Regions from separate parts of the Homo sapiens genome. Here region 2 is linked to region 1. A link is a loop called in an ENCODE intact Hi-C map of the cell type or tissue named here. Cell type or tissue: CD4-positive, alpha-beta T cell. All regions are shown on one strand. Links, peaks and the distances in the headings refer to the core of each region. The heading gives the core; the rest is flanking DNA.

Region 1 (12,043 bases), core at 4,287-9,286:
AAGGGAAGTTGAACGAGCATAGTCCAAAAAGCTCCTGGGGCGTCCAGGCCGCGCCCTTTCCCCGACGCCCACCCAACCCCAAGCCAGCCCGGCCGCTCCACCAGCATCACCTGCCTGTTAGGAGAAGCTGCATCCAGAGGCAAACGGAGGCAAAGCTGGCTCACCTTCCGCACGCGGATTAATTTGCATCTGAAATAGGAAACAAGTGAAAGCATATGGGTTAGATGTTGCCATGTGTTTTAGATGGTTTCTTGCAAGCATGCTTGTGAAAATGTGTTCTCGGAGTGTGTATGCCAAGAGTGCACCCATGGTACCAATCATGAATCTTTGTTTCAGGTTCAGTATTATGTAGTTGTTCGTTGGTTATACAAGTTCTTGGTCCCTCCAGAACCACCCCGGCCCCCTGCCCGTTCTTGAAATGTAGGCATCATGCATGTCAAACATGAGATGTGTGGACTGTGGCACTTGCCTGGGTCACACACGGAGGCATCCTACCCTTTTCTGGGGAAAGACACTGCCTGGGCTGACCCCGGTGGCGGCCCCAGCACCTCAGCCTGCACAGTGTCCCCCAGGTTCCGAAGAAGATGCTCCAGCAACACAGCCTGGGCCCCAGCTCGCGGGACCCGACCCCCCGTGGGCTCCCGTGTTTTGTAGGAGACTTGCCAGAGCCGGGCACATTGAGCTGTGCAACGCCGTGGGCTGCGTCCTTTGGTCCTGTCCCCGCAGCCCTGGCAGGGGGCATGCGGTCGGGCAGGGGCTGGAGGGAGGCGGGGGCTGCCCTTGGGCCACCCCTCCTAGTTTGGGAGGAGCAGATTTTTGCAATACCAAGTATAGCCTATGGCAGAAAAAATGTCTGTAAATATGTTTTTAAAGGTGGATTTTGTTTAAAAAATCTTAATGAATGAGTCTGTTGTGTGTCATGCCAGTGAGGGACGTCAGACTTGGCTCAGCTCGGGGAGCCTTAGCCGCCCATGCACTGGGGACGCTCCGCTGCCGTGCCGCCTGCACTCCTCAGGGCAGCCTCCCCCGGCTCTACGGGGGCCGCGTGGTGCCATCCCCAGGGGGCATGACCAGATGCGTCCCAAGATGTTGATTTTTACTGTGTTTTATAAAATAGAGTGTAGTTTACAGAAAAAGACTTTAAAAGTGATCTACATGAGGAACTGTAGATGATGTATTTTTTTCATCTTTTTTGTTAACTGATTTGCAATAAAAATGATACTGATGGTGATCTGGCTTCCACTCCCCTCTGCTCTGGCCTTTGGCTCCCTTTCTGGGAGGGAGGCAGGGCTGCTATGCTCTGAGGGAGCCAGGAGTCGAGGGCCCCTTCTGCTGGGAGAGTGACGGTGAGGCTGCCTAGTCCTGGCCCACGGGGGTGTGGGGACCACGCTGCCTCCAGGGACTCCATGGTGTCTGCAGCCTGCCTGGTCCAGGCCCTTTGTAGGGAGATGGACACACAGCAGCAAGGGGGTTGCAGCCCTATGGGAGGTGGGGCTCGTGCCTGGGGTGACACGGCTCCCAGGACACCATGCGTGAGTCTGGCCCTCCTGGCAGCTCGGGGCTCTTCTCCTCTCAGCCTCGGAGGGATGAAGGTCCCACCCAGCCATCCTGGGGACAGCCCCTCAGGGAGCTCTGCAGCAGGCAGGGGGCTGCATAGGGAGGGCCTTGAGGCAGTGGCATGACCCCTCTACGGGCTGGAGACCACAGGGAGGACTCTGGCCCCTATAGGAGGGCAAAGGGAGCTGTCGAAGCCTATGAGCAGGGCAGCATGGGTCGTGGCAGAGTCTGGAAAGTTGTGTGATCCTAAGGAACTGGCTGAGCGAGGCAGAGGCGGCCTGGTCCTGGGGCCCTGCCCCTGAATAGAGCTGCCAGCCTCACACAAGGGTGGGCCCCTTCTCTCCCCACTGCCTGGGCCTCTGCCCAGCCCCAGACCTTCAGGGCAGGCCAGTGGCTTCAAACCAGAGCGGTGGGGAGTCTGAGATCCCTCTTTGGATTGCAAAGCACTGCCTGCCCTGGGCCCAGTCTCTCCAAGGAGGGATGTGAGCCCGAGGCCTCTACTATGGCTGGGGGCTGCGTCTGCCAGCCAGCGCTGGGCACCAGGACCAGGAGGGGCCACCGTGGAACTGCAGTGAGTGGCCTGACTCTTGTCTTCAAAGGGGGTGACCCAGCCGGAGTCCTGCCCATAAAACTCCCAGCACCCTGAAATTCCACTCCTGGGGGTCTGTCCGAAAGAAGTGAAAACAGGGACTCAAACAAACGCACGTGGCCACTTGCTGTCCCGGCATCACTCAGTACAGCCACAGACAGCCTGAGCGTCCACTGCCAACGACGGGTCAGCAAAACCGTCTGCTGTGACGGTGAACCTTAGTGTCAGCTTGGCCGGGCCATTTCGCCAAACGGAGTGTGTCTCTGAGGTGTTCTGGATGAGGTTCGCATTTGCATCCACAGCCCGGGTAAGGCAGTCCGCCCTCCCCAGTGTGGGTGGGCCCCGTGCGGTCCGCTGAGGCCTGGGGAGAACAATAGGCCGAGTGCCAGGGGTCCTCCCACCCAACCGCTTGCACTGGACATTGGTCTTTTCCTGCCTTCAGACTTGGACTGAAAACGTGGGCTCTTCCTGGGCCTGGAGCCCACCGGCCTTCGGACTCGCAACGCCATCAGGCCTCCTGCCTGCAACTGCAGACCCTGGGAACTGCAGGCCTCGAGGTCGTGTGGCCAATTCCCTGCAATAACCTCTCCAGTGGCACGTCTTATGGGCTCCGCTTGCCGGAAGAACCCTGACGAATGCGCACGAGGGAATATGATTCCACCGTAGAAAAGGAGGCGCTGACACCCACCATGCGGACAAGCCTTGGAAGCACGGTGCTCAGTGAAGGGTGCCGGCCGCAAAGGGCCGCAGGTGCAGTGACTCCATTTCTATGGGGTGCCTGTGGTCACCGAACCCATGGAGACAGAAAGTAGATTGATGGTTCCCAGAGCCGGGGGGAGGAGGAAAGGGGAGTGGCTGCTAAACGGCCCGGGGTTTTTTTTTGTTTTGTTTTGTTTTTATACTTTAAGTTTTAGTTTATTGTGGCACTGTTCACAATAGCAAAGACTTGGAACCAACCCAAATGTCCAACAATGATAGACTAGATTAAGAAAATGTGGCACATATATACCATGGAATACTATGCAGCCATAAAAAATGATGAGTTCATGTCCTTTGTAGGGACGTGGATGAAGACGGCCCGGGGTTTTACTTTGGAGTGACGCAAATGTTCTGGGCCCAGGGAGAGGTGGTGCGTGCACAGCCCTTCGAGTGCACTAAATGCCAATAACGCGGACACTTTTTTTTTTTTTTTTTGAGACGGAGTCTCGCTCTGTCACCCAGGCTGGAATGTGGTGGCGTGATCTTGGCTCACTGCAACCTCCGCCTCTGTGTTCAAGTGATTCTCCTGCCTCAGCCTCCAAAGTAACTGGGATTACAGGCCCCTACCACCACACCCGGCTAATTTTTTTGTATTTTTAGTAGAGATTGGGTTTCACCATGTTGGCCAGGCTGGTTTCAAACTCCTGATCTCAAGTGATCCACCCGCCTCGGCCTCTTAAAGTGCTGAGGTTACAGGCGTGAGCCACTGCACCTGGCCTAACTCGTACACTTTAAAGTGGTTAATTTTAGGTTCTGTGAGTCTCACCTCAATATGTTATTTTTTTTTTTTAATTAAAAAAAGTTTTTGAGACAGGGTCTTGCTCTGTCACCCAGGCTGGAGTGCAGTGGTGCCATGATAGCTTATTGCAGCCTCAACCTCCTGGGCCCAGGTGATCCTCCCACCTTGGTCTCTCTAGCAGCTGGGATTACAGGTGCACACCACCTCACCCACCCAATTTTTTTGTTATTTTTTGCAGAGATGGGGTCTCACTTTGTTGCCCAGGTTGGTCTCGAACTCCTGAGCTCATGCAGTCCTCTCCTCACCTTGGCCTCCCAGAGTGCTGGGATTACAGGTGTGGGCCACTGCGCCTGGCCACATATGCAACTTTAAATATTTCAGTAGCCACATTAAAAAGGTAAAAAGAAACAGGCAAAGTGTATATTAATACTACAGCTTAGTTAATCCAATATATCAAAAATATTATTTTAACACAACATAAAAAGTGAATGAGTTTTTTTTTGTTGTTTTTTGTTTTTTGAGACAGAGTCTCCCTCTGTCACCCAGGCTGGAGTGCAGTGGTGCGATCTCAGCTCACTGCAACTTCCGCCTCCCGGGTTCAAGCGATTCTCCTGCCTCAGCCTCCCGAGTAGCTGGGATTACAGGCACCTGCCACCACGCCCAGCTAATTTTTGTATTTTTAGTAGAGAGGGGGTTTCACCATGTTGGCCAGGCTGGTCTTGATCTCTTGACCTCGTGATCGGCCCACCTCGGCCTCCCAAAGTGCTGGGATTATAGGCGTAAGCCACCACGCCCGGCCGTGAATGAGATGTTTTATATTCTTTTTGTTTGTTTGTTTTTGGTACTGTGTCTTTGAAACCCAGGATGTACAGTACACTCACAGCACCCTAGATTGGGCCTGGCCACACTTTAAAAGGTGTTCAGTATCTCCAGGAGGCTCACGTCCAGATTCGGACTCTTCAGCAGGATGCCAAGGGGGCTCCAGACAGTTCCACCCAGCGCAGGAAAACACCAAGTGTATCTTCAGCCTGGTGACTCACTCCACGCCGCTGCCGGCGTGAACCCCGAGTGTGGCGCTGCGTCCCTCTGGATAGAGCAAAGGAGGGTCCCAAGAGCCCGGAGGCACCAACTCATCAGGGCCCACAAATCAGGCCCCCGGCAGGCAGGGCTGCCTCCATCCAAGAGGGAAGCACGGTGCCGTAGCCCCCGGGCTGCTCCAGGGATCGACAGGCCTGTGCTGCCTTCATCCCAAAAGTCTCACTTGCAAAGGGTGTCCGTGGGGCTCAACTGCGTGCTCAGCGGTGGACTGATTTCGTTCTGTGTGGCTCCTTATCTCATCGTGGACCCAAATCCACGAACCACACATGAGGAGCTCTGCTGGAGGGGGCAGCACTGGGCAGAGGCAGACAAGGGGGAGCGTCACGCGGCTGTTTCCCGTGGTGAGCATCCACCAGCAGCGGTTCCTGGTGGGACACCGACGTATTCGTCTGCAAAAGTAAAAGTGTTTCAAAACAAAACCGGGTCCAGCTTGGTCCCGGTGCGTTGAAAGTGCTGGCGTTGGCCAGGCGTGGTGGCTCACGCCTGTAATCCCAGCACTTTGGGAGGCTGAGGCGGGTGGATCACAAGGTCAGGAGATTGAGACCATCCTGGCTAACACGGTGAAACCCCGTCTCTACTAAAAAATACAAAAAATTAGCCGGGCGTGGTGGCAGGCGCCTGTAGTCCTAGCTACTTGGGAGGCTGAGGCAGGAGAATGGCGTGAACCTGGGAGGCGGAGCTTGCAGTGAGCAGAGATCATGCCTCTGCACTCCAGCCTGGGCGACAGAGCAAGACACTCTCACAAAAAAAAAAAAAAAAAAAAAAAAAAAAAAAAAAAGTGCTGGCGTTAGTGGAGGTCTCTCAGAGGGGGCGTTGCAGGGCCTCCCACGTTACTCAGGCTTTGCAGACGAAGACGCAGGGTCAGTGAGTGAGCGAGCTTTGGGAAAGGCTGTTCTTCAATCTGCATCTTGAAGGTGGCTGGGTGGCGCCTCAGTCGCCTGCCCCGACGTGACTCCCGATCTGGCTGCTTTGTGTCTTTGCTTTCCACCTGGCGGCTGCTGTCCTGGCTGTTGCTGTACCTCAGTGTCCTCGTGGGTCAAGTGGGGACCTGGGTGCTGGCCCTGGGCCTGCGATGGTGAGCTGCTGGTGCACGCTGGGCATGGGGTGAGGGCTCAGAAAGGGAACAGCTCTTGTTATCGTTAGGAGGTTTTCAATCGCATTCTTTGTTCTCCACCTGCATGCCGTGTTGGCACAGTTAAGCCTGGCGGCCCCTTCAGCAGGTGTCCTAACCGTCTACATTTTAAGATGGACAAGTCTAGGCTCATGGAGATTGCAGGACTGAGCTGCGAAGCTTTATTCATGCCCAACACGACAGGTGCCAGGTGCCCAGGGCCTCAGAGGTGGGTTTCCGTTGTTCTTCACACAACCTTGAACTTGTGGCCCATCCCTGGACCTTACAGCACAGGACACACTCTCAGTGTTTGTTAGGAATCTATAATTTTCTGCGGAGTCACGCGTGATATTTGCTGTGGCTTTTGGTATATCTTCCACTCTATCGCACGGGATTTTCTGGTGAAAATGTGCCCTGGGTCCACACAAACGTGCACATTCTACCACAGCCTTTGTCGTTCTGTTTGGCATTTTTCCATTTAATAAAATGAACCTTAGAAAAGTTATAACTACGGCCAGGCGTGGTGGCTCACACCTGTCATCCCAGCACTTCGGGAGGCCGAGGCGAGAGGATCACCTGTGGTCAGGAGTTCCACACCAGCCTGGTCAACTGGTGAAACCCCCCTCTCCACTAAAAATACAAAAATTAGCTGGGCACCATGGTGGGCACCTAGAATCTCAGCTACTTGGGGGGGCTGAGGCAGGAGAATTGCTTGAATTCGGAAGGAGGAGGTTGCAGTGAGCTGAGATTGCACCACTGCACTCCAGCCTGGGGGATACAGTGAGACTCGGTCTCAAAAAAAAAAAAGAAAAGTGTATAACTTTACTTTTTTTTCTTTTTGTGGAGATGGAATCTTGCTATGTTGCCCAGGCTGGTCTCAAACCCCTAGGTTCAAGTGATCCTCCCACTTTGGCCTCCCAAAATGCTGAGACGACAGATGGGAGCAACCTCACCTGGCAAGCGTGCACCTGTTACTTTGGCCGACTCAGAGGCGGCTCTCTGCCTCCCCCTGGTGGCACTGCTCTGCCAGCGCCCCACAGGTCCTCCCGAGTGACCACAGGGCAGAAATGGCCCTCACCCCACGCCCAGGGCCATCCCCCGCGACACTGCTATTATCCTGTTTTACACATGAGGAAGCTGGGGCTCAAAGAGGTTAGGCGACTTAGCCAAGTTCGCCCATTCACTGAGCCAGGGCTATGTGATTCCCGGTCCGTGTCAAACCACGAGGAGTCACCTGCCCTCAGAGGAGCAGGAAGGCCTGTAGAGTTGATGCCATCCAGCCTGGTGACTTTTCAGACAGGGAGACGGCTGCTCAGAGGGGAGAAGGGGGTTGTTGGGCCACTTTGCCAGGAGTCAATACCATGGCCAGCCTGGCATCGGATACTTTGCCAGGAGTTAATGCCACGACTGGCCTGGCATCGAATACTGGAGCTCTTCCCAGCTCCACCCGGGCCCTTTTCTCTTCCCTATCTACAGTCCCCAGGCCACCAAGTCCATGTCCACCACTTAAATCATCACTCAATGCTCAGGACTGTCTCCTGCCTGCTGTGTGTGAACCCCGTGCTGTGCTGGGGTTGTGCCCTCGGGGACTCTCCCGGGTTCTTGGGGACTCTCCTGGGTTCAGCGCCTCTTTCTCCTAGGCCACCCAAGGCTGCCTCCTGGGCCCTGGCTCTCCCTAGCCCCTAGCTCGAACCCTAACCTGGAGAGCCTTTGGGGCCCAAACTGGTTGCATCGCTCCTGGCTGAAAAGCCTCTGGAAGCTTCCTATACTTCCAGACACCACCTGCGGGTCTCTTAGCAAGCCTACAGAGTCCACACTAGCCTACGCCCACTGGCCGCTCACCCCGCAGAAGCCTCATGTGGACTGTTCACTTCAGCCAGAAATGCTCCTTCTCCTCCTGCCTGTCCCCAGCAGACACTGCATGGTGCCCTCTGTATGGGCACCTCTGTGGCCAGCCAGCATCCATGTTCCCCGGAGGCAGAGTCTGGGCTTGTCTGTCTCACGGCCACAGCCCAGCTCCTAGCAGTGCCTGGGGTACAGCAGGGACTCAGCAGACATCTGTGCATGGTTTGGGGATAGAGGACTCGTGAGCTTACCAAGACCCTGCCTCAGCTCAAGGACAGCCAGCAGTTCCTCCTGTGGCCCTGGGGGCCTGCGGTCCCAGGTTACTGTGACATCGACATCAGCCTTGAGCTTTCTGCTTCATTCCTAGTGCTTTTTAGCACCTTACATGGTAAGTACTTGGCTCAATGATTCCAGAAAAATGTTCTCTGAGACCTGCTATGTGCCCAACATGCTTGAAGATGCTGGAGATGAGGAGCATGACGCTCCTGCAGTAACGAGGCTGCTGGCAATGCCGTCAATGTGCCCTGTGCCTCCGGGGAGGCCTGGTGTGGAGGATACGCTTGCCACCCTGTGAGGTCAGGTCCAGGAAGTCCTTGCAGGAGGCCGGGAAAGGGCAAGGCTGTCACCTTCTTTTACAGGGGAGGAGGCAGAGGCTTGGAAAGGCCAGGTAGCTTGCCCAAGGCTGAACACCTGGGTAGTGGCTGAGGGTCTCTGACTTCTGGAAGCTTGCAGTACAGCTGGACACACGGTAGTTAGCCCACCATTGCTGGAGCCATCTTACCTGTGCTCTGCTAGCCAGGTGGGCGCCCAAAAGGAGATGCCTTTGCCTGTGCTGGGAGGAGGCGCTGTGGGACCCATTCCCCAGCAGCCGAGAGCAAGGGCACATGTGCCAGGGCGGGGATGCACCTTCAGCCTCATGTCAGCCCTGGGAAGGCCTAGAAAGTGGACAGTGCTGTCTCGCTGCACACCCCTGGCGAGCACACCGGGCGAGCACTCCAGGTTAGGGTGGGGCTCAGAGGTGAGTAGAACACGGGAAGGGGGTGGCAGCGTGGTGAGCATGTTTGCGGACCCTATGCTGTGTGCTTGGCAGGCCTTGTGCATGGAAGTGAGTGGGACTGAAGCTCCCTCCACACTGCCCACCATGGCCCTGGGGGTCTGGCCTTCCCCTCACAGAGGTGACTTCCTCTCCTCTATGAGGGTAAGAAGAGGAAGCCTGGCCCACCCTCTGGCCAGCCTGGTGGCATGCTGACAGGGAACCCCTGCAGGGGCCTGATGAACAAACGCCACAGAACAAACTCTACGGACCCTGCCTCCAGATCTGCTTCCTCTCCCCTGATTCCAGCTTCCCAGCCCTATTCCCTCCTCCTCCAGGAAGAGCTCCGTGTCAGTGCTCTCCACCTTGGAGGCCTTCATATGTTTTTTTGCCTGGACCACCCAGCTAACCGTCTCACAGAGACTGCCCCTTCCTCTCTCCAGGCCAAGCCTCCAGCTTCAGCGTCCAGGACTAAGGGTCTGTGTCAGGGGCTGAGGACAGTGTCCGGCAGGGAGCAGGCCTGCCCAGTAAACCTCCACAAGCACCCAGACATACTCGCCACTGCTATTTTACACCAGGTAGGAAAGAGGAGCAGAAGCTCACAGTGAGGGGCCGTCCTGCGTTCACTGAGACTGCTGCTCTGCTGGGGGCTCCCTGGAGGACCGCCACTGGCCCGCCAGTTGTCAGCAAAGAGCCAGGTCCACCCATCAGCCTCTGGCATTTCAGGCCCCTATCATAGGAGGCTATAAGCACAGGCTAGGGGTGCTGAGTGCCTGCCTTCTAGACCAACACTGTCCAGTGGAAATGTAACACCAGCCCCATGTGGAGTTTTACATTTCCCAGCAGCTATGTCAAAAACAAAAGAAACAGGTGAAATAAAATTAAATAGTATTTTGTTTAATCTGATACATCCAAGATATTGTCATTTTAATATGCAATAAAAAATGATTGATTCGATATTTGCATCCTTCACAACCTACCATGTAGTTTACACTCAGAGCCCAGCTCAGTCTCACAGCAAGCACCAGCGGCCCCCGTGCTGGACAGCATGGCTAATGGGAGGAGCTGACCCGTCGGAGGCACCAAGGTCACGCTGTGACCAAGGCTGTGGTGACGCAAAGGCAGCGGGTTTCCTGGCACAGCCTGGAGGTGCACCAGCCTGTCCTGTGTGCTCTGCATAATGTGGTACAGCAGTGGTCACAGAGCTTTGCACCAGATGCTGATTCCAGCCCACCTAGGGGGGTTCAGGGAAGTGGTGACACTTGTGTCCAGCCTCCAGGTGTGAGCAGGGGCAGAGACTTGGAGAATGGAGAAACCAGCGGATGCTGCAGGCAAAAGCAGCAAAGCCCCACCAGGAATAGTGATGGCCACCACCGGCGGGACACCTCCCAGCACTGGGTGGAGGCCTCTGCTGGCTCGCAGTCAGTCACCTGATGTCCCCATTCGCCCCTGCCATGCTTGTTGTCCTGGCAACCCCATTTCAGCCCTGAAACGTTTAGGTGCTCATCTTGCTCTATCTTAGAGATGAAGACCTGATGCTCAGAGACTAAGGAAGTTGAAAAAGGGCACACAGCGTCTCAGGGGCAGGCTGGGCCTTCAACGGAAGGGTCTATGGCCCAGAGGCTGGATGGGCTCGGGTGTAGGGTGCAGGAACCCTCCACTCCACATCAGGCTACAAACTGCTGAGAGCTGTCTCCGTGCACTCAGGATTAGGGAGAAGAGGGGGAAGAAAGACAGCCGCGCCCCCTGCAGGTGATGTGGTGATTCACACCCCTAGGAGCCAACAGAAGCCGCTGTCTAACATCCCTGCCCTGAGGTCCAGAGACCTTGCATTTTATGCCTAGGGCAGGGTTGGTTTCTGCAGCTATGGTCTCTCCCATAGCTTAGTGCCCACCCCGGTGGGACCACAGGGTTTCGGAGGACCCTAGAGGGTCGAGCCCTGGGCTCCTGGCTCTTGGGTTCTTTGAACTCGCGAGCGGCAAAAGGCGAGCCCCACGCCTGAGAGGCAGCATCCACCTCTGCATCCCCCTCTTTGGAAAGGGCAAACAATGACACCTCCTTCCGCGGAGGGTGCAGAGCGCCTCGACCACTGGGAAGAAGCAGATGGGGGCAGCGGGGCTGGGGCTGGGCCCTACCACGTGCTCCCTAACTCTGTTCAAACAGGTCAGGAATCTGACTCCTGAAAGGCAAATGTTAGCTGAGCAGATTGGCCCTGGTGCCACGTCAGCCGGACTGAAGCTCTCCCTGCACCGCCTGCGGCCCTGCTGGCGTGGCACGGATATCACCCCCTCCCTCACCAGCCGCCGGCCCAGCTGGGGACAAGGGTGGCTCCCACCCAGGGAGGACCTCAGCCGCTGCTGGGAGCTCAGCCTCCCGCGATGCCATCGGGCGGGCACCCCCACCACGGCGCCTGCCCTCTGGAAGGAGCAGCAGAGGAAGGCCGCGGCTCTTCCCTGCCCTTGCCAGGCAGGTGTGCAGGTGAGTGGGCCCGGCATGGCTGGCCGCTTCCTCAACCGCTCAGCCTCCCTCGGCTCCTCCGAAAAATGAGGGCACAGAGGATAGTGCCCACCTGTTCCCTGCGATCTTCCGCGGGAGGGCGTGGATGCTGCCTGGCCTGGCCGTGGCAGGCACAGGAGCGCCTACCCGCCTCACCCCTCCGCTGGGTCGCTCTGGCCGCCCGAGCGCCCGGGCCCACTCGCCACCGACGTGCACTCAGCCAAGGCTGGGACCCCAGCGCCCCTGTGGGGCTGGCGGCCGGGGGAACGAACCGAGTAGGCCGCACCTCCCCGGGAGGACAGCAGGGCTGGGGCCAGGGTGGGCCTGGGAGGGCCCGGCGCAGCAAAGGCGCAGGGCGGAGCTTGGGGACGAGGAGCCCGCGCGTCCCCCTTGCGAGTCGGCGGACACCCGGCTCCGCGCGGTGGCCGGGCCGCCCCTCCCTGCCCGGGCCTCTGTGCAGAGCGAAGGGACAGTAGAGGATGCGTCGGGGAAACCCCAGGACGCTGGCCAGGGACTGGCGGCAGCCATCGACCAACTTCCGGCGCCGCTCGGTGCCCGCGGCCACGCCGTAACCAGGCAACCAGCGCGCAGGCGCAGTCGGCCCTCCGCGTCCCGCAGCTCCGGCCGCTCCCGGCGCATGCGCGGCCGCCGCCGCCTGCCCTCCAGCCTCCCAGCCCAACGGAAGAATGCGAGGAGCGCGCCCGCGTCAGGGCCCCGCGCTTCTCAGCTGGGCGGAGTAGCCGTTCTCGGTGCGTGAGCCTGCTGGCATCGGTCCTGCAGACTGATTTCCCGCTTGTGGCCTTGATTGAAGAATCC
Region 2 (12,043 bases), core at 803-5,802, 300 kb before region 1:
GGGCGGGGCCTAGGAGACGGCGCCTGAGGGCGGGTCCGCGCGGCAGCAGGCGGAGGGGGCGGGACCTGGGAGACGTGATCTGGGGGCGGGGCCTGAGAGACGGGACTTTGGAGACGCGACCTGGGGGCGGGGCCTGAGAGACAGGACCGGGGAGCGGGCCTGCGCAGGCGGAGGTGTCGGGTTCTAAGAGGCGGGTCCTGCCGGGTGCAGGCGGAGGGGCCAGGGCCTTGGATTGGGGGCGGAGCATGGATCGAGCCTGCTAGAGCGCAGGGGAGAGGGGTGGGGCCTGGGGCCTGGCCACGCCTCTAGGAGCTTGGGCCCTGTGACCTCCGGCGACGACTGGGCGGGGCGAAGGCGGGCACCGGGCGGGGCGTGGCTGAGAGCGTGCGCTCCTCCCCCCGGCCGGGCCTCATTCCCACACTTGCAGAGGCCTGATGATTGTCAGTGTTATTTTGCTTGAGGACTACAATCAGGGATTGAATTTCTCATAAGCCACCACGGAGTGGGGATGTATAAAATCACTGTTTAGCAAAGTGGTTCTGTAACCAGCAGCTTAGTAGCTGAGCCTCAAACTCCTTTTGTTTTGCATGACAAAGAGTCTTTACTTTCAAATAATTATCGATACACCAAGTAATAACATGTACAAGTTCTTGAATTCTATCATCTAGTAATTTTGATTAAGAGAAACTAAAATCAGCCCAAACAATTCCACTAGTATTCACTGGTGTAACCATTAGCAAGAACGGAGGACTTCAAGTCAGGCTGCTGCTTCACACAGGTTACAAATAACTATTTACTACTTTTTCATCGATAAAGTCCCTGATCTTCAAGAAAGTGCTAGGGAAAAAAATTAACCCCTTCCTTTCTTCAAAGAATTATTATGTGGTTTTTTTTTTTAAACTAGATCAAAGAAAGAAAAAGTCAACACTGATATACGTGTTGCTTGAGCCAAAAGGCATGGGAAAAAAGACAACATATAACCATTAAATTCCTAAGAAATATGAGGTAAAAAGATGAAATCTTGGCCAGGTGCGGTGGCTTACGCCTGTAATCCCAGCACCTTGGGAGGCCGAGGCAGGTGGATCACAAGGTCAGGAGTTAAATACTAGCCTGGCCAAGATGGTGAAACCCCGTCTCTACTAAAAATACAAAAATTAGCCGGGCGTGGTGGCAGGTGCCTATAATCCCAGGTACTGGGGAGGCTGAGGCAGGAGAATCACTTGAACCTGGGAGGTGGAGGTTGCAGGGAGCCAAGATCGTGCCACTGCACTCCAGCCTGGGCGACAGAGTGAGACTCTGTTTCAAAAAAAAAAAAAAGGCTGAAGTCTTTAGATAATTTATAAGTCTGTACAAAAAAGCTAGATTTGCTACTCTTCAAAATGTGGAAGGACCTACTCTATAATATATGGAAATAATTTAATGCCATTTGTGGGGAAAAGAGAGATCAGACTGTTACTGTGTCTGTGTAGAAAAAGGAAGACATAAGAAACTCCATTTTGATCTGTACTAAGAAAAATTATTCTGCTTTGAAATGCTGTTAATCTGTAACCTTAGCCCCAACCCTGTGCTCACAGGAACATGTGCTGTATTGACTCAAGGTTTAGGGGATTTAGGGCCGTGCAGGATGTGCCTTGTTAACAATGTGTTTGCAGGCAGTACGCTTGGTAAAAGTCATCACCATTCTCCATTCTCCATTAACCAGGGACACAGTGCACTGCGGAAAGCCGCAGGGACCTCTGCCCAAGAAAGCCTGCGTATTGTCCAGGTTTCCCCCCACTGAGACAGCCTGAGATATGGCCTCGTGGGAAGGGAAAGGCCTTACCGTCCCCCAGGCTGACAACCATAAAGGGTCTGTGCTGAGGAGGATTAGTGAAAGAGGGAGGCCTCTTTGCAGTTGAGATAAGAGGAAGGCATCTGTCTCCTGCTCGTCCCTGGGAATGGAATGTCTTGGTGTAAAACCCAACCGTACATTCTATTTACTGAGATAAGAGAAAACCGCCCTGTGGCTGGAGGTGAGACATGCTGGCGGCAATACTGCTCTTTACTGCACTGAGATGTTTGTGTAAAGTCAAACATAAACCTGGCCTACGTGCACATCCAGGCACAGCACCTTTCCTTAAACTTATTTATGACACAGAGTCCTTTGCTCATGTTTTCCTGCTGACCTTCTCCCCACCATTACCCTATAGTCCTGCCACATCCCCGTCGCCGAGATAGTAGAGCTAGTGATCAATAAATACTGAGGAAACTCAGAGACCAGTGCTGGCGTGGGTCCGCACTTGCTGAGCGCCGGTCCCCTGGGCCCACTTTTCTTCCTTTATACTTTGTGTCTTATTTCCTTTTCTCAGTCTCTCGTCTCCACCTTGTGAGAAATACCCACAGGTGTGGAGGGGCAGGCCCCCTTCATCTGGCACCCATCGTGGGTTCCGTTCTGTAAGGTGAAGATACGCTATGGTGTGATAGTTTAGGACAAAACGAGTACGTCCGTGGTCAGCTTCGCGGTAAGCTTGTGCACTCGGAGGAACCCAGGGTAACAATGGGACAAACTGAAAGTAAATATGCCTCTTATCTCAGCTTCATTAAAATTTTTTTAAGAAGAGGGGGAGTTAGAGCCTCTACAGAAAATCTAATTACACTATTTCAAACAATAGAACAATTCTGCCCATGGTTTCCAAAACAAGGAACTTTAGATCTAAAAGATTGGGAAAAAATTGGCAAAGAATTAAAGCAAGCAAATAGGGAAGGTAAAATCATCCCACTTACAGTATGGAATGATTGGGCCATTATTAAAGCAGCTTTAGAATCATTTCAAACAGGAGAAGATAGCGTTTCAGTTTCTGATGCCCCTGAAAGCTGTGTAATAGATTGTGAAGAAGAGGCAGGGACAGAATTCGAGAAAGGAACGGAAAGTTCACATTGTAAATATGTAGCAGAGTCTGTAATGCCTCGGTCAGCGCAAAATGTTGACTACAATCAATTACAGGAGGTAATATATTCTGGACCACTAAAATTGGGGGGAAAAGGTCCAGAATTATTGGGGCCATCAGAGTCTAAACCACGATGGCCATCAACTCCTCCTCCCGCGGTTCAGATGCCTGTAACATTACAACCTCAAATGCAGGTTAGACAAGTACAAACCCCAAGAGAATATCAAATAGAAAAGGAAAGAGTCTCTATCCCAGCAATGCCAATCCAGATGCAGTATCCACAATATCAGCTGGTAGAAAATAAGACCCAACTGCCGGTAGCCTATCAATACTGGCCGCCAGCCAAACTTCAGTATCGGCCGCCCCCAGAGTATCAGTATGGATGGCCAGGATGTTTCCAGCACCGCAGGGCAGGGCGCTATAGCCGCAGCCGCCCACTATGAGACGTAATCCTACAGCACCACCTAGTGGACAGGGTCGTGCATTACATAAAATTATTGAAAAGACAAAACAAGGGGATACTGACGCGTGGCAGACCCCGGTAATATTAGAACCCATACCACCTGGAAGAGGGGCCCAAGAGGGAGCGCCTCCCCGAGCTGATGCCAGAAATGGGTCCTTTTCTATGAAAATGCTAAAAGACATGAAAGAGGGAGTAAAACAGTATGGACCCAACTCCCCTTATATAAGAACATTATTAGATTCCACTGCTCATGGACATAGACTCATTCCTTATGATTGGGAGATTTTGGCCAAATCATCACTCTCACCTCAATTTTTACAATTTAAGACCTGGTGGATTGATGGGACACAAGAACAGGTCCGAAAAAATAGGGCTGCCAATCCTCCAGTTAACACAGATGCAGATCAAGTATTAGGAACAGGTCAAAATTGGAGCACTACTAATCAACAAGCAATAATACAATATGTGGCCATTGAGCAAGTTAGAGCTATCTGCCTTAGAGCCTGGGAAAAAAATCCAAGACCCGGGAACCACCTGCCCCTCATTCAATACAATAAGACAAGGCTCTAAAGAGCCCTACCCTGATTTTGTGGCAAGGCTCCAAGATGCTGCTCAAAAGTCAATGGCCAATGAGAATGCCCGTAAGGTCATAGTGGAGTTGATGGCATACGAAAACGACAATCCTGAGTGTCAATCAGCCATTAAGCCATTAAAAGGGAATGTCCCAGCAGGGTCAGATGTAGTCTCAGAGTATGTAAAAGCCTATGATGGAATTGGAGGGGCTATGCATAAAGCTATGCTAATGGCTCCAGCAAAAACTGGGGTTGCTTTAGGAGGACAAGTTAGAACATTTGAGGGAAAATGTTATAATTGTGGTCAAATTGGTCATTTAGAAAAGAATTGCCCAGTCTTAAATAAACAGAATATAACAAATCAAACTACTACAGCCAAAAATAAAGAGCCACCTGGCCTGTGTCCAAGATGTGGAAAAGGAAAACATTGGGCTAATCAATGTCGTTCTAAATTTGATAAAAATGGGCAACCATTGTCGGAAAACTGGAAGAGGGGCCAGCCTCAGGCCTCGCAACAAACTGGGGCGTTCCCGATTCAGCCTTTTGTTCCTCAGGGTTTTCAGGGACAACAACCTCCACTGTCACAAGTGCCTCAGGGAACGGGCCAGTTACCACAATACAACAATTGTCCCCCGCCACAAGCGGCAGTGCAGCAGTAGATTTATGTGTTATACCAGCAGTCTCTCTGCTTCCAGGGGAGCCCCCACAAAAAATCCCCTCAGGGGTATACGGCCCACTGCCCGAGGGGACTGTAGGACTCATCTTAGGAAGATCAAGTTTAAATCTAAAGGGAGTTCAAATTCATACTGGTGTGGTTGATACAGATTACAAAGGTGAAATTCAATTGGTTATTAGCTCCTCAATTCCTTGGAGTGCCCGTCCAGGAGACGGAATTGCTCAATTATTACTCCTGCCTTATATTAAGGTTGGAAACAGTGAGACAAAAAGAACAGGAGGGTTTGGGAGCACTGATCTGGCAGGAAAGGCTGCATATTGGGCAAGTCAGGTCTCAGAAAGCAGACCTGTGTGTAAGGCCATTATTCAGGGAAAACAGTTTGAAGGGTTAGTAGACCCTGGGGTGTGGGCGGAAAGCCACCCAGGCGCCGAGACACGAGACTGAAGGCACAAGCTGTTCCAGTATAATCAAGAAAATAGTTAGGAAAAGAGAAAGTTATATTCGAAATAGGATATAGAGATGATTATATATGGATATTATCAATCATTAGTTTTCTGTATTAACCTTTGTATTATTATTATAACCAAAGAAAAACTAGGCCATACAGAGTTAGGAGCTGAAGGGACATTGTGAGAAGTGACCAGAAGACAAGAGTGTGAGCTCTCTGTCACGCCCAGATAAGGGCTGCTTGAGGGCTCCTTGGTCTAGTGGTAGCACCAGCACCTGGGAAGGCACCCGTTACTCAGCGGACCTTGGTCTAGCGGTAGCGCCAGTGCCTGGGAAGGCACCCGTTACTCAGCAGACCTTGGCCTGGCGGTAGCGCCAGCACCTGGGAAGGCACCCATTACTCAGCAGACCTTGGCCTGGCGGTAGCGCCAGTGCCTGGGAAGGCACCCGTTACTCAGCGGACCTTGGCCTGGCGGTAGCGCCAGCGCCTGGAAGGCACCCGTTACTTAGCAGACCAGGAAAGGGAGTCTCCCTTTCCCTGGGAGAGTTAGCGAGCACTCTGCTCCACCAGTTCTTGTGGGGGACCTGACATTCCCCAGGCCTGCCCGCAGTCATCGGAGGCTTCAACGTCTCCCTGTGGTGCTTCAGTGGTCATGCTCCTTGTCCACTTTCATATTCTGCCTGTACACCTGCTGCTTCTCTTAAGTTCTTAGAAGATAGCAGTAGCAGAATTAGCGAAAGTATTAGAGTCTTTGATCTCTCTGATAAGTGCATAGAAGATATGCTAACGTCTGCTGTCCTCCCTCTCTGCTTCAGCTACCACAAAGGGAAAGTCCCCTTGTCATGTGGACACTTGACTTGCTTGTCCTTATCAATCACTTGAGGTGACTCACACTCCTTACCCTGCCCCCTTGCCTTGTATACAATAAATAGCAGTGCATCCAGGCCTTCGGGGCCACTACCGGACTCCGCGCATTGGTGGTAGTGGCCCCAGGGCCCAGCTGTCTTTCCTACTATCCCTTAGTCTCATGTCTTTCTTTCTACAATCTCTCATCTCTGCACATGAAGAGGAAACCCACAAGGTCCTGTAGGGCTGGACCCTACACTGGGGCGGATGTCTCTATCATTGTTTTGCATCAGTGGCCAAGAAATTGGCCAAAAGATGGCTGCAAGTTTGGTGGGCGTAGGCACTGCCTCAGAAGTGTATCAAAGTACTATGATTTTACATTGTTTAGGGCCAGATAATCAAAAAAGTACTGCTCAGCCAATGATTACTCCAATTCCTGTTAATCTGTGGGGTTGAGATTTATTACAACAATGGAGTATGGAAATCAGTATGCCCGCTCCATTATCCAGCCCCATGAGTCAAAAAATCATGACTGAAATGGGACATGTACCAGAAAACGGACTAGGAAAGAGTGAAAATGGTATTGAAGTCCCAATTGAGGCTGAGGGAAATCAAGGAAAAAAAGGGAATAGGTTATCCTTTTTAGGGACGGCCACTGTACAGCCTCCAAAACCCATTCCATTAACTTGGAAAGCAGAAAAACCTGTATGGGTAGATCAATGGCTGCTACCAAAACAAAAACTGGAGGCTTTACATTTATTAGCAAAGGAACAATTAGAAAAGGGACATATTGAGCCTTCATTCTCGCCTTGGAATTCTCCTGTGTTTGTAATTCAGAAAAAATCCGGCAGATGGCGAATGCTAAATGATTTAAGAGCCATTAACGCCATAATTCAACCCATGGGGGCCTCTCCAACCCGCCCTCTCTGGCCCTCATGGCCCTCTCCAGCCATGATCCTCAAAGATTGGCCTTTAATTATAATTGATCTGAAGGATTGCTTTTTTTTACCATTCCTCTGGTGAAGCAGGATTTTGAAAAATTTGCTTATACTATACCAGCCATAAATAATAAGGAACCAGCCACCAGGTTTCAGTGGAAAGTGTTACCTCAGGAAATGTTAAACAGCCCAGCTATTTGTCTGACTTTTGTAGGTCAAGCTCTTCAACTAGTTAGAGACAAGTTTCCAGACTGTTATATTGTTCATTATGTAGATGATATTCTATGTGCTTCAGAAATGAGAGATAAATTAACTGACTGTTACACATTTCTACAAGCAGAGGTTGCCAACGCAGGACTGATGATAGCATCTGATAAAATTCAAACAACAACTCCTTTTCATTATTTAGGGATACAGGTAGAAAATAGAAAAATTAAACCACAAAAAATAGAAATAAGAAAAGATACATTAAAAATATTAAATGAGGCCGGGCACGGTGGCTCACACCTGTAATCCCAGCACTTTGGGAGGCCAAGGTGGGTGGATCACGAGGTCAGGAGATCGAGACCATCCTGGCTAACACGGTGCAACACCAGCTCTACTAAAAATACAAAAAATTAGCCGGGCGCAGTGGCGGGTGCCTGTAGTCCCAGCTACTTGGGAGGCTGAGGCAGGAGAATGGCATGAACCCGGGAGGCGGAGCTTGCAGTGAGCCGAGATCGCACCACTGCACTCCAAATTATTTGAAGAAAATTCGATCAGCACAAGTAAATAGACTAGATCCCTTGGCTCCACTCCAACTTTTGATTTTTGCTACTGCACATTCTCCAACAGGCATCATTGTTCAAAATACAGATCTTGTGGAGTGGTCATTCCTTCCTCACAGTACAGTTAAGATTTTTACATTGTACTTGGATCAAATGGCTACATTAATTGGTCAGGCAAGATTACGAATAATCTAATTGTGTGGAAGTGACCCAGACAAATCATTGTTCCTTTAAACGAGGAACAGTTTAGACAAGCCTTTATCAATTCTAGTGCATGGCAGACTGGTCTTGCTGATTTTGTGGGAATTATTGATAATCATTACCCAAAAACAAACATCTTCCAGTTTTTAAAACTGACTACTTGGATTTTACCTAAAATTACCAGACATAAACCTTTAGAAAATGATCTGACTGTGTTTATTGATGGTTCCAGCAATGGAAAAGCAGCTTACACTGGGCCAAAAGAAGGAGGCCTTGAAACTCAATATCATTCGGCTCAAAGAGCAGAGTTGGTTGCCGTCATTACAGTGTTACAAGATTTTAATCAGCCTATTAATATTGTATCAGATTCTGCATCTGTAGTACAGGCCACAAGGGATATTGAGACAGCCCTAATCAAACATAGCATGGATGATCAGTTAAACCAGCCGTTCAATTTATTACAACAAACTGTGAGAAGAAGAAATCTCCCATTTTATATTACTCATATTTGAGAACACACTAATTTACCAGGGCCTTTAACTAAAGCAAATGAGCAAGCTGACTTACTGGTATCATCTGCATTCACAAAAGCACAAGAACTTCATGCTTTGAGTCATGTAAATGCAACAGGTTTAAAAAATAAATTTAATATCACATGGAAACAGGCAAAAAGTATTGCACAACACTGCACCTGGTGTCAAGCCCTACACCTGCCCACTCAGGAGGCAGGAGTTAATCCCAGAGGTCTGCGTCCTAATGCGTTATGGCAAATGGATGTCACGCATGTTCCTTCATTTGGAAGATTGTCATATGTTCATGTAACAGTTGATACTTATTCACATTTCATGTGGGCAACCTGACAGACAGGAGAAAGTACTTCCCATGTTAAAAGACATTTATTTTTCTTTTTTTGCTGTCATAGGAGTTCCAGAAAAAATTAAAACTGACAATGGACCAGGATACTATAGTAAAGCTTTCCAAAAATTCTTGAATCAGTGGAAAATTGCACGTACAACAGGAATTCCCTATAATTCCCAATGACAGGCCATAGTTGAAAGAACTAATAGAACACCGAAAACTCAATTGGTTAAACAAAGAAAAGAGGGAGACAGTACGGAGTATATCACTCTTCAGATGCAACTTAACCTAGCACTCTATACTTTAAATTTTTTAAACCTTTATAGAAATCAGACTACTACCTCTGCAGAACAACATCTTACTGGTAAAAAGAACAGCCCACATGAAGGAAAACTAATTTGGTGGAAAGACAACAAAAATAAGACATGGGAAATAGGGAAGGTGGTAACGTGAGGGAGAGGTTTTGCTTGTGTTTCACCAGGAGAAAATCAGCTTCCTGTTTGGATACCCACTAGACATTTAAAGTTCTACAATGAACCCATCGGAGATGCAAAGAAAAACGCCTCCGTGGAGACAGAGACACCGCAATTGAGCACCATTGACTCGCCAGATGAACAGAATGGTGATATTAAAAGAACAAATTTTTGAAGCATCAAAAGCCCATTTAAATTTGGTACCAGGAACTGAGGCAATTGCGGGAGTTGCTGATGGCCTCACAAGTCTCTCTCTCTCTCTTTTTTTTAGACGGAGTCTCACTTTGTCGCCCAGGCTGGAGTGCAGTGGCACTATCTCGGCTCACTGCAAGCTCCACCTCCCAGGTTCATGCCATTCTCCTGCCTCAGCCTCCTGAGTAGCTGGGACTACAGGCGCCTGCCACCACGCCCAGCCAATTTTTTTGTATTTTTTTAGTAGAGACAGGGTTTCACTCTGTTAGCCAGGATGGTCTCAATCTCCTGACCTCGTGATCCACCCACCTTGGCCTCCCAAAGTGCTGGGATTACAGGCGTGAGCCACCGTGCCCAGCCGGCCTCACAAGTCTTAACCCTGTCACTTGGGTTAAAACCCTCGGAAGTTCCGCTATCGTAAATTTCGTGTTAATGCTTCTGTCTGTTGTCAGTCTGCAGCTGTACCCAACAGCTCCGAAGAGACAGCGACCATCGAGAATGGGCCATGATGATGATGGTGGTTTTGTCAAAAAGAAAAGGGGGAAATGTGGGGGAAAGAGAGGTCAGACTGTTACTGTGTCTATGTAGAAAAAGGAAGACATAAGAAACTCCATTTTGATCTGTATTAAGAAAAATTCTTCTGCTTTGACATGCTGTTAATCTGTAACCTTAGCCCCAACCCTGTACTCACAGAAACATGTGCTGTGTTAACTCAAGGTTTGAGGGATTTAGGGCTATACAGCATGTGCTTTGTTAACAATGTGTTTGCAGGCAGTATGCTTGGTAAAAGTCATCGCCATTCTCCATTCTCCATTAACCAGGGACACAGTGCACTGCGGAAAGCCGCAGGGACCTCTGCCCAAGAAAGCCTGCGTATTGTCCAGGTCTCCCCCCACTGAGACAGCCTGAGATATGGCCTCATGGGAAGGGAAAGACCTGATCGTCCCCCAGGCTGACACCCATAAAGGGTCTGTACTGAGGAGGATTAGTGAAAGAGGAAGGCCTCTTTGCAGTTGAGATAAGAGGAAGGCATCTGTCTCCTGCTCATCCCTGGGAATGGAATGTCTTGGTGTAAAGCCCAATCATACATTCTGTTTACTGAGATAGGAGAAAACTGCCCCATGGCTGGAGGTGAGACATGCTGGCGGCAATACTGCTCTTTACTGCACTGAGAGGTTTGTGTAAAGTCAGACATAAACCTGGCCTACGTGCACATCCAGGCACAGCACCTTTCCCTAAACTTATTTATGACACAGAGTCCTTTGCTCATGTTTTCCTGCTGACCCTCTGCCCACCATTACCCTATAGTCCTGCCATGTCCCCCTCACCGAGATAGTAGAGCTAGTGATCAATAAATACTGAGGAACTCAGAGACCAGCGTCGGTGCAGTTCCTCACTTGCTGAGTGCCGGTCCCCTGGGCCCACTTTTCTTCCCTTATACTTTGTCTTTGTGTCTTATTTGTTTTCTCAGTCTCTCATCTCCACCTGGTGAGAAATACCCGCAGGTGTGGAGGGGCAGGTCCCCTTCATAATTTCATAAGACTATAACTAGAGCTATGCTAAAGCTTCATATTTCATGAGGGCATCTAAAATGCCTATCCAAAGAACAGGTGCTTCTCTTCTTCTATCCATTTATGCGGTAGTTTTCATGCATTTCTGGCTGAATGTCACAGACAAAAGCCAAGAGGTTATCCCAGACTTCATCCCTGTTGTGAGGAAAGTAGGTCTGGAGGATGGTCATCTTCTCCTGGGTCTCCTTCTCCACTTTGGTGCTGCCAGTGCCATGGATTCCAGTGCCGCAGCTTCCTTGGCTTTCAACTCTTTCTCCCTCTGCAGGTGGTACTGTTCAATTTCAGCCTGAGCTGCTTCTTTGGCCTGTGTCAGCCTCCAGTTCTTTCTTTTTTTTTTGAGACGGAGTCTCGCTCTGTGGCCCAGGCTGGAGTGTAGTGGCAGCGATCTTGGCTCACTGCAACCTCTACCTCCCAGGTTCAAACAATTCTCTGCCTCAGCCTCCTGAGTAGCTGGGACTACAGGTGCATGCCAGCATGTTGCAGGAAGTCAGGGACCCCGAATGGAGGGACCAGCTGGAGCCGCAGCAGAAGAACACAAATTGTGAAGATTTCATGGACATTTGTCAGTTCCCAAATAATACTTTTACAATTTCTTATGCCTGTCTTTACTTTAGTCACTTACTCCTGTTATCTTTGTAAACTGAGGATGTAAGTCACCTCAGGACCACTGTGATAATTGTGTTAACTGTACAAATTGATTGTAAAACATGTATGTTTGAACAATATGAAATCAGTGCACCTTGAAAAAGAACAGAATAACAGCAATGTTTAGGGAACAAGGGAAGACAACCATAAGGTCTGACTGCCTGCAGGTTCGGGCAAAAAAAGCCATATTTTTCTTCTTGCAGAGAGCCTATAAATGGACATGCAAGTAGGAGAGACGGGGAGGAGATGGTGTTGTTGTTCTAGTTTGAGGGTCGCAGAGCTGGAGACCTGAGGAGGAGCCGGTGTTGATCTAGTTTGAGCATTGGGGAGCTGGAGACCCTGGAGGAGCTGGTGTTGATCCAGTTTGAGGGTCGGGGAGCTGGAGACCTGAGGAGGAGCCGGTGTTGATCTAGTTTGAGGGTTGGGGAGCTGGAGACCCTGGAGGAGCTGGTGTTGATCTAGTTTG

What was found. A loop is a pair of places that touch in the nucleus more often than their neighbours do. Peaks named below come from ENCODE experiments on the same cell type or tissue, not always from the same donor. Only the 100,000 strongest peaks of a DNase experiment are listed, where the experiment ranks them.
Region 2: a loop joins it to region 1, with 3 times the contacts of the local background. A loop is called at or near these places in 10 of 110 quality-filtered maps.

The regions. Positions count from the first base shown.
Region 1 is chr9:136,483,632-136,495,674 of GRCh38, reverse strand. NOTCH1 (notch receptor 1) reads left to right here. Exons shown (of 34, transcript NM_017617.5): 34 at 1-1,242. C9orf163 (chromosome 9 putative open reading frame 163) reads right to left here. Exons shown (of 1, transcript NR_172629.1): 1 at 9,608-12,043. It also overlaps a transcript of SEC16A not described here. Among named protein-coding and RNA genes, the nearest start is that of C9orf163, 6.2 kb to the right of the region's middle. RefSeq lists silencers at 6,765-6,814, 11,523-11,952 and an enhancer at 11,252-11,996. In CD4-positive, alpha-beta T cell, for the core only: CTCF peaks have their summits at 6,678 and 6,878 (motif pointing left); DNase peaks (open chromatin) are centred at 6,854, 8,709 and 9,232.
Region 2 is chr9:136,779,161-136,791,203 of GRCh38, reverse strand. It overlaps the pseudogene ATP6V1G1P3. Among named protein-coding and RNA genes, the nearest start is that of TMEM141, 6.2 kb to the left of the region's middle. RefSeq lists a silencer at 1-473, an enhancer at 3,135-3,294 and a cis regulatory region at 3,202-3,501. In CD4-positive, alpha-beta T cell, for the core only: CTCF peaks have their summits at 3,208 and 3,408 (motif pointing left); a DNase peak (open chromatin) is centred at 3,363.